Linked DNA regions of Homo sapiens: region 1 is linked to region 2. The links are chromatin loops, found by intact Hi-C in ENCODE. Cell type or tissue: dorsolateral prefrontal cortex. All regions are shown on one strand.

The links. A loop is a pair of places that touch in the nucleus more often than their neighbours do. Peaks named below come from ENCODE experiments on the same cell type or tissue, not always from the same donor. Only the 100,000 strongest peaks of a DNase experiment are listed, where the experiment ranks them.
Region 1: a loop joins it to region 2, with 2.5 times the contacts of the local background. A loop is called at or near these places in 8 of 110 quality-filtered maps.

What each region holds. Positions count from the first base shown.
Region 1 is chr7:77,649,716-77,654,715 of GRCh38, forward strand. LOC105375363 (a long non-coding RNA gene) reads left to right here and starts at 3,626. Exons shown (of 3, transcript XR_927695.3): 1 at 3,626-4,024; 2 at 4,144-4,282. In dorsolateral prefrontal cortex, CTCF peaks have their summits at 2,019 (motif pointing right) and 2,229; no DNase peak of the experiment used is centred here.
Region 2 is chr7:77,437,516-77,442,515 of GRCh38, forward strand. No RefSeq gene overlaps it. Among named protein-coding and RNA genes, the nearest start is that of GSAP, 24 kb to the left of the region's middle. In dorsolateral prefrontal cortex, CTCF peaks have their summits at 2,223 (motif pointing right) and 2,424; a DNase peak (open chromatin) is centred at 2,236; H3K4me3 peaks cover 493 bases.

The sequences.
Region 1 (5,000 bases), 210 kb after region 2:
TATATTAATAACTTTCTAAATAATGGTGTATAAAGTTAATTTCAGTTTTTTAGTACTTTATTCTTCAATTCTGGGTCTTCGTTACACAGCCTTAAAGGCCAGAAATTCATGTTTTCATTCTGGCAAATAGAGAACTGCAAAGGCTTTAACCCAGATTTTGGCATATTTCCACTCAATAAGCAACCCTTGCATATTGTGCTAAACATGGAAAGTAGATCTAGTTTTGAACATAAACTGTATTTTTAACAGATTTGCTGCAACCTGTTCCCTTGTCTCCAAGGTGCATAATTCCTATAAAATATGCAAATGACCAATATTCAGATCGTAAATAATTTGACCAGTAAAAGCAGCAATGCTTGGGTAGCTCAAGGAGATAGTCTCTCTGTTCTAAAGTACGACAAATCTGAGCTTTGTTGAATTAGTGGGGGAAGGGAATTCCAAAGATTCCAGTCATTTTACATTTTGTAGAGATAACGTGGCATAAGTGCTGTTATCATGACTTAATGTACTAGTATTTGTAACTTTAGAACTCTTGCCAATACTTCAAAAAGAACATATTTTTAACTTCTACAGATTTATACCCAAACAGCCAATATGAAGTAAACAAGAAAACAATGTATATTTCTCCTTAAAATATGTTTTTCTGAAAATCAAGGACCAAGGAAATGTTTTTCTGATCACAAAATTCTACAGTAGGATTAGCAGTTTAATGAAAATTCAAATGTACAAACTTTCTGCACATTTGCTTCTAAATTTTAGCTTTGTCTATATACAACCTAGAATATTTCTTTTTCTTTTTCTTTTTGAGACAGAGTCTCACTCTGTCACCCAGGCTGGAGTGTGCAGTGGAGCAGTCATGGCTCACTGCAGCCTTGACCTTCCAGGCTCAAGCAGTCCTCCCACCTCAGCTTCCCGAGTAGCTGGGACCACAGGCGCATGCCACCACGCCCAGCTAAGTTTTGTATTTCTCAGTAGAGATGGGGTTTCGCCATGTTGCCCAGACCGAACTACTGGGCTCAAGCGATCCTCCTGCCTCGGCTTCCCAAAGTGCTGGGATTAACAGGCATAAGCCACCATGCCTAGCCTAGAATGTTTACAATATCTTCCAAAACAATGTGAAAATTGTTAAAGTGATTTAAATAATTTTCTGTATTAGGCTAAGTATTTACCTTTCTCATTGTATTTGAAGGAAGTACACAGTAACATTTTGCATGCAGTTTCTATGCTAAAATTTTTAAATACCAGGATAATACATAGGTATTATAGTTTGGAAGATATAGAGATTAGCTGATGTTAACGTTAGGAAAGAAGGGTTTTTTTGGTTTGGTTGGTTGGTTTTTGTTTGTTTGTTTGTTTGTTTGTTGAGATGTAGTCTTGCTCTGTTGCCCAGGCTGGAGTGCAGTGGCATGATCTAGGCTCACTGCAACCTCTGCCTCCCGAGTTCAAGCGATTCTCCTGCCTCAGTCTCCCAAGTAGCTGGGACTACAGGCATGTGCCACCATGCCCGACTGATTTTTGTATTTTTAGTAGAGATGGGGTTTTACTCTGTTGGCCAGGGTGGTCTCAAACTCCTGACCTCGTGATCCGCCCGCCTCGGCCTCCCAAAGTGCTGGGATTACAGTCGTAAGCCACTGTGCCCAGCCTAGGAAAAAAGTTTTTTAAAATTAAGACTCTATATGTACACATTTCACTGTTTCAGAAAAGTGAAATGCAGTTTATAAGGAATTTTCTGTTGCCATTCAGAATAACAAAATATTCTTAGATCTTTTCAACCTAAAATGAGTAGTCCATTTTAATAATTATTCTACCTACCAATATCACTTTCCATGTAATAGAAATAAATTGAAATTCATAGGTAGAAGCTTTACGTTTAGACTTTATTTTCATTTGAATTGACTTGAATGTAAGGCCAGAGATTTTTGCAAGTTGGATTCTTTGACTAAGGATTCAAAATATTGATAGCTTTTAGCAGTTTGAGTGGCAGTAGGGATTGGAAATGTCATCTAACTCTTTTGCCATTCCACCAGAAGAGGGCAGCAAAGCAAACCAAGAGGAAATTTATGGGTCAAAAAATTTAGAAAAGTCACTCGAAATTCAGAGAGCTTAGTACAAAAGCTTGTTTGGGTGGCTTCAGTGTTTGGGAGTGTATATGAAGTCCCTACTGCCAGAGGCCCCATAGACCATTTTGCAAGAGGCTTGAGCAAATCTTAAAGCTTAAATATATGTTCCTGCAGACTGAGGCCTGTCAAATAAAAATCATTGACCTTGTTGAATGCTTTCCGTGTGCTAGACACTGCTAATCTCTGTATACATATTTATTCAAACTTCACAAAAACCTCATGAGGTAGACTGTCTTATGAATGAATCTGAAAAATACAGACTTTAGATAATGTTTATAAAGTCACACAAAGTAGTACAAAGCCACAATTTAAATCTAGCTCCTATTCTAAAATCCTCACTCTTAACTACTGACCCTATTATATGCTTCTACATTTCAGAGAAGATAGGAATACAGGCTTTAATGGATAAGAAACATATGTGCTAGTTAACTCAGTTGAAAAAGGGGCTAGTTAAGTCAAGGGTCACTGATAAGCTTTATTTTATTTTATGATTTATTTATTTATTTGAAACAGTCTTGCTCTGGCGCCCATGCTGGAGTGCAGCGGCATGATCTGTGGTCACTGTAACCTCTGCCTCCCAGGTTCAAGTGATTCTCCTGTCTCAGCCTCCCAAGTAGCTGGGAGTACAGACGCCTGACACCATACCCGGCTAATTTTTGTATTTTTAGTAGAGACAGGGTTTCACCATGTTGGCCAGGCTGGTCTCCAACTCCTCACCTCAAGTGATATACCCGCTTCATCCTCCCAAAATGCTGGGATTACAGGCGTGAGTCCAAGACACACACACACACACACGCACACACACGTGTGTATGTATGTATGTGTGTGTGTGTATATATATATATATATTGTGTGTAATTTTTTTTTTTGAGACGAGACTTTATGGCCAGGCTGGAGTGCAGTGGTGCAATCTCGGCTCACTGCAACCTCCCCCTCCCGGGTTCAAGCGATTCTCCTGCCTCAGCCTCCTGCGTAGCTGGGACTACAGTCACACACCACCGTGCCCAGCTAATTTTTTTTTTTGTATTTTTAGTAGAGACGGAGTTTCACCATGTTAGCCAGGATGGTCTCGATATCTTAACCTCGTGATCCGCCTGCCTCGGCCTCCCAAAGTCCTGGGATTACAGGTGTGAGCCACCACGCCCAGTCCCCAAGACATATGTTTTAAAGCCTATGAGTTCGCCAGGCATGGTGGCTCACACCTGTAATCCCAGCATTTTGGCAGGCCGAGGCGGGTGGATCACCTGAAGTCAGGAGTTAAAGACCAGCCTGGCTAACATGGTGAAATTCCATCTCTACTAAAAATACAAATATTAGCTGGGTGTGGTGGCAGTCCCCTGTAATCCCAGCTACTTGGGAGGCTGAGGCAAAAGAATCGCTTGAACCCGGGATGCGGAGGTTGCAGTGAGACGAGATCGCGGCATTGCACTTCAGCCTGGGCAAGAGAGCAAGACTATGTCTCAAAAAAAAAAAAAAAACAAACTTCTTGAAGCTGGGCGCAGTGGCATGTGCCTATCGTCCCAGCTACTCAGGAGGCTGAAGTGGGAGGATTATTTGCGCCCAGAAATTTGAGGCCACAGTGTGGTATATCATCTGTCAATAGCCACTGCACTACAAACTGGGCATCCTAGCAAGAACCTGTATCTCCAAAAAAAAAAAACTTGAAAAGTGATTAAGACTATCCACGTGTTTTTTCTTACTGTTTCTGTCTACTTCCTAATCTGCAGATCTGCAAATGGAATAAATGCAAATGGGATAAATGCAAAATGGAATAAATGTCTGGCAGAAGTCAGAATCTGGAATTTTTACCAATTTTGTCCAATTTAATTTTACAGTCAACTTGATCAGCTACTGAGGTGTGTTGGAAGTCATAGCCACAATATTTTGCAGCTCCTCCCATCAAGGTAGTGTTTGTTTTCCCAGCCCTAGTATTTGAGCTGGCCTTGTGCCTTGCTTTAACCAATAAAATGAGCAGATGTGTTTCTGGGCTGGTTCTGAGACCTTAAGAGACCTTCTGCTTCAGTCTCTTGGGGTCCTGCTGGCATGTAAAGAAGCTCAGGCTAAGCCATGGACGGATGAGAGACCACGTGGGGAGATTCCCAACAAGTCCCAACCCACATCACATGGAAGAAAGTCATACAGCAGCGCCCTCATGCAGAATGGTGAGAAATCATTAAGTGTTCTTTTAAAGTTATGTTTTATAGTAGGTTTCTAATTTATTATTTTTTCAGATGTAGAGATGGGGCCTTGCTATGTTGCCCAGGTCGGTCTTGAACTCCTGGCCTCAAGCAATGTTCCCATTTCACCCCCTCATCGTGCTAGGATTACAGGCACGAGCCACTGCACCTGGCCTACGGTAGTTTATTATGCAGCAATGTATGACACAAACAATTACAATAATGGAGAACAGAACATAAGTTAAATCTACAAATATTTCATGTAGATTCTACTTTTTTCCTATCCACTATCACTTTTCCACTGTTTGTAGGTGTATAAAATCACCTTGTGTGTCCCTTCTCTTTTCCTTTCCACAGCACGGTACTGGTAATGAACAGCAAAAATGTCAAAAGGCTGTAGCTAAATGCCAAAGAATTTCCAAAGTCTTAAGCCTTAAATAATCAGAAATGTGCCTGCATGTTTGATAAAACTCTCTAAGAAGCTCTTAAGTCTGGGAAAGCATTTACCCAGACTGTAAAATAGAAAGGCATTCTAATAGTCCTTTTAGCAATTATGTTTTTTAAGGCTAGAATGATATATACACATAATGATTTTTATTGTGAAAGTCTTAAGCCCATGATTGGGAGTTAGCACAAGTCTAAAAATCCTTCTTTTTTTTTTTTTTTTGAGACAGGGTCTCACTCTGTCACCCAGGCTGGCATG
Region 2 (5,000 bases):
ACATTTTTTAAAATAAACTAACAACATAATGGTTAAAACTGAAAGAAATGATGATAGCAGCATTAACAATATTAATAATTGTGGTAGCAAATTTTTATTTCACTCTTGCTGTAATATAGTAAGCACTATTTTAAGCAGTTTGCATACATTCAACTTGTTTAATTTTCATAACGATCTTAGGAGTGGTTATTATTATTTTCCTCATCTCTAAAGTGACGACCCTTGCCCAAAGTTATAGAGTCGGTTTACCTGCAGGGTGTTCTGTGAGTATCAGATAATATTTGTGAAATAGTGTATATGAAAATGCTTTGTAAGCTGGACATGGTGGCATGTGCCTGTAGTCCCAGCTTCTTGGGAGGCTAAGGCAGGAGGATCACTTGAGGCCAGGAGTTTGAGGCCGTCATGAGCTATGATCGAATCTGTGAATGGCCACTGCAATCCAGCCTAGGCAACATAGCAAGACCATGTCCCTTAAAAAAAAAAATGCTTTGTAAAGTGTTAAATGCCAAAGTGTTAATTATCATTATTAGAATTAGAGGGAAGTTTAAATGTTTTAAATATGTTTAATAATGTAAGAAGAAAAAATAAAATATTTTTAAAACATTGGAAAATCTCATTGCAAAAAGAGACAAGACATGCCTAATGAAATAATAGACTAGGCAATGATCATCAATGGCAGCCAAGGCAACTAGGCGAAAAGCCAAAGGCAAATTTTATAATGAATGCATCTGGTAAAAACTCTTAAACCCACTAATAAATGTTAACATCAAAAAGAGAGATAACCAGACATTATGCCTTCTGGTGGAGATACACAACCCCACCCTTTGATGAAAAACCAAAACCTGAATCTGATCAAGATCCTAGACCTATCTCTAGTTTGCAGGAAATACTGGGGACAGAAGTACATGAAACTGTTGCACAAACCAGAAGAATAGAATCAGCCAAATCCAGAGAATGAGAATCATTATAGGACAAATGTCCTTGTTTCTTCAACAAATAAATTCCAAGGGGGAAAAAAGGAGCAGAGAAAAGACTTGTTGTTTTAAAAATATTTAAGAGGAATGTCTAAAATGTATTGTGTGTATCCCTTGTTTGTATCTTTTCATTTTTAAGTTCTTAATGGTGTTTTCTGAGTATTGTAAACCACTTTATTGGGGGTATGATTGGCATATGAAATGCTGTACATAATTAACGTATATACCTTGATGAGCCTGGAGATAAGTACACATCTGTGAAACCATCACCACAACCTATGCCATACATATATCCATCACCTCCAAAAGTTTCCTCCTGCCTTCTTTATTTATTTATTTAGAGTGTGTGAGAGTGTGTGTGTGTGTGATAAAAACACGTAGACTTGTTTGGATCTTGATTTGAACAAACCAATTGTTTAAAAAACTATGGGAAATTTAAGTACTAACTGGATTATTTAGAGATACTAAGGAATTATTGTTATTTTAAAATGAGATATAGCATTGTGGGGTATTTTTGGACAAGGCCTTACCTTGTCCAAAGGTCTGGTGTTACAGACATATTTACATATGAAATAATATATTTGTGTTTAGCTTCAAGAAATTTAGTGTGGGAGGGAAGTGAGTATATAGATTTTAAAAGACTGGGCATGGGCCAATTATTGTTAAAGCTAGGTAATATGTACATGAGATTTCATTATAATACCCTGTCCATTTTCATATATATGTTAATTTTTCTATAATAAAAAGACAAGAATATAAAGACAAACAAGATGAAATGGTTAAAAATAGTCCATAGAAGCAGAAAATAATATTATTATTTTGAAATTGAAGATACTGCAGCTAAATTTCACTTTCTGTAGGTGAAGTGAGAAATTGCATTGCAAAGTACTGTTTTAAAAAAGACAGAACCATTAGGGATTTGTCAACTTTGTTTCCCTTTCTGTGTTTAATTTAGGAATTAAGAATTTTTTTAAAAAGTCTACATAAATCTATTATTTAACAAAGACATTTCCTGAGCACACACTAAATGCCAGACTCTTGTCTTACTGTATATATTTGAGGAATTTTAGTTACAGTGTGAAATCCAGCTGGAGATGCCAAGACAACACCCACAAAGCAATTAGAAATCAGAACAGGACAACATTGTAACAAAGCTAGCTACTCCCCAGATTTGTGCTTCTCTTCCATAGAGAAGAGTAGTTCCAGGGATATAGACACCCAGCCAGGGGGTACATTTCCCAGCACAAGGTGGAGCCCTGTGCCTAGTTCTCACCAGCGGAAGTGTTATGACGTGCCACTTCTGGACGGAGGTGGCAAAGAAGCAGATAGACTGTCCCTTCTTTCCAACATTCAGCAAATACCAATGCCTGAGGCAACTCTGGGAGCTTTGTGTTGAAGATGGCAAAGCCTCCATCACCCTGAGTCTCTAAACGGCTGCAAAAAGCACAGCGCTCCTTTTCCCCATCCCTGCCCCCAAAGCATCATGAATTATACACTCTCACCTATGATCAGCAAGTATAACTTCTACGGTGTTGGGCCACTGAGATTTTGGAGTTTTATCTCTTATAGAGGTTAGTTCATGTATCAATTGCTAAGTGGGATGTTACAGTGTATATTTGGAGATTAAGAAATCACTGTAATCACAAAATGTTTCAGGGGGAAGGTGGAGCTTGAGCCGGAATTTTTTTTTTTTTTTTTTTTTTTTTTTGAGACAGGGTCTTGCTCTGTCACCCAGGCTGGAGTGCAGTGGTGCAAACTTGGCTCAGCTCACTGCAGCCTCTGCCTTCCGGGTTCAAGCGATTCTCATGCCTCAGCCTCCTGAGTAGCTGGGACTACAGGCGTGCACCACCATGCTCAGCTAAGTTTTGTATTTTTAGTAGAGACTGGGTTTCGCCATGTTGCCCAGGCCGGTCTCAAACTTCAGACCTCAAGTGATCTGCCCACCTCAGCCTCCCAAAGTGCTGGGATTACAGGCATGAGCTGGCACCCCTGGCCTTGAGCTGGATTTTGAACAATGAGTTGAAAGTGACTAAATGGAGAGGATGGGGAGTGAGTGGGTACCAGGATAAGGAACCAACATAAGAACCACAGCACTAATTCACATGCAGCTAGAGGAGAGTGAGACCATCTTGATGAGTAGATGCAGTTGGGGAACAAGGGAAATAAGGATGAAGAGGCAGGATGGAATCAGAGCATGGAGATCCTTGATAATTCAGGATCTGATTCAATGACGACCACTTCTGAATTAAAAGGATGAAGCTTCTGGAGTAAAAGGATGATTTATGAAAGGTCTGTATTAGCAAAATCAGTGAGACAAAATAAAGGAGATGGACCGGAGAGAAAAAAGATTAGGCTACATGACTAGCTAAGAGGATGTCGCAGCAATCCAGTTCTGATATAATTAGAGACCACATTGGCAAACTCAGTAGAAAGGAAGGGTGAATGTAATCATCATCCTAAAGAACAAATCCACAGGGATTGACAGCAGAGAAAAAAACATGAACTCAAACATTTATTAAACCAGAAGTATGTCTAGTTCTAACACTCAAAATTGTGAGTTCTATTATTTGGGGTATTATTTAATCTCATTGAGTTTGTGTCTTCTGTCAAATGAGAGGAAAGAACCAAATGACCCAAAAGTTCTTTTCACCTGTGAAAGTCTATGGCTGTAAAGTCATGAGTTTAAAAAAAAAAAAAAAAGTAAATGACATATTCAGTAGGAGGAGGCAAAGAAGGCGGAGTATACTAATGTATGACTGAAACATACTCTATTTGAACTGGAACTGGTCCTCTATACTGGATGTTTGAATTGTTACTAATCTTTTGTATTACAAACAATGTAGCAATGAATGATGGGAAAGTACTTTAACTTTCCTAGATTTTCAATTACACCTGGTTTTAAGAACTAAGTCCTGGGCTGTGCAAGGTGGCTCACACGTGTAATCCTAGCACTTTGGGAGACCAAGGCGGGAAGATTGCTTGAGCCCAGGAGTTAAGAGGCCAGCTTGGTTAATACAGTGAGACCCCATCTCTACAAAAAACACAAAAAATTGGCCAGGCATTATGGCATGTGCCTGTAGCCCCAGCTACCCGGCAGGCTGAGATGGAAGGATCACCTGACCCTGGGAGGTCGAGGCTGCAGTGAACTGTGATCTGTGGGTGACAGAGTGAGACCCTGTCTCAAAACAAAAATTAAAACTAAAACTAAAAACTAAACCCCGAATATGATAACTTGCCACAACAGTTACACTAGATGCAGTATTAATTCCCTCTTAGAGATGAAGATAACTAAAGATTATTTCCTAATTATAAAGATTTAAAAATGTGAAAGTATTTGGGGGAAAAAAATGAAGACTTCGCAAATATAAAGTATTAACATCAACTTTGTTATTACCATCAAGCACAGGTAACACTGGCTACTTTTTTCCCTAGATAACTATGTATAAAGTAGCATTAAAATGTGTTTTGGGGTGGGCACAGTGGCTCATTCCTATAATCCCAGCACTTTTGGAGGCCGAGGCAAGTGGATCGCTTGAGCCCATGAGTTTGAGACCAGCCTGTACAACATATCAAAACTCTGTCTCCACCGAAAAAAAAAAAAAAAAAAAGCACAAATTAGGCGAGCATGGTGGCATGCACCTGTAGTCCCAGCTACTCAGAAGGCTGAAGTGGGAGGATCGCTTGACCCCAGGAGGTTGAGGCTGCAGTGGGCTGAGATCACACCACTGCACTTCAGCCTGGGTGACAGCAAGACCCTGTCTCAAAAAAAAAAAAAAAAAACTTTAGTTTTCTGTTTTACAATTACTCTTAGGCTTGTTTCATTTTGTATTACTTTATAAACAGACCCCTAGATGAAACTGTTAGTAAACTAAGAAAGTGAGCACTATTTTCCATCCTGAAAATAACAACTAATAAGGGCAAATAGAAAGTATAGTCTCTGACACTCAATAGTTTTCTGGTACTCCACCATTGCCTTGCTATGTATCAAAGAAAGATACCACCTAGCCAGTATGTATTTCACAAACT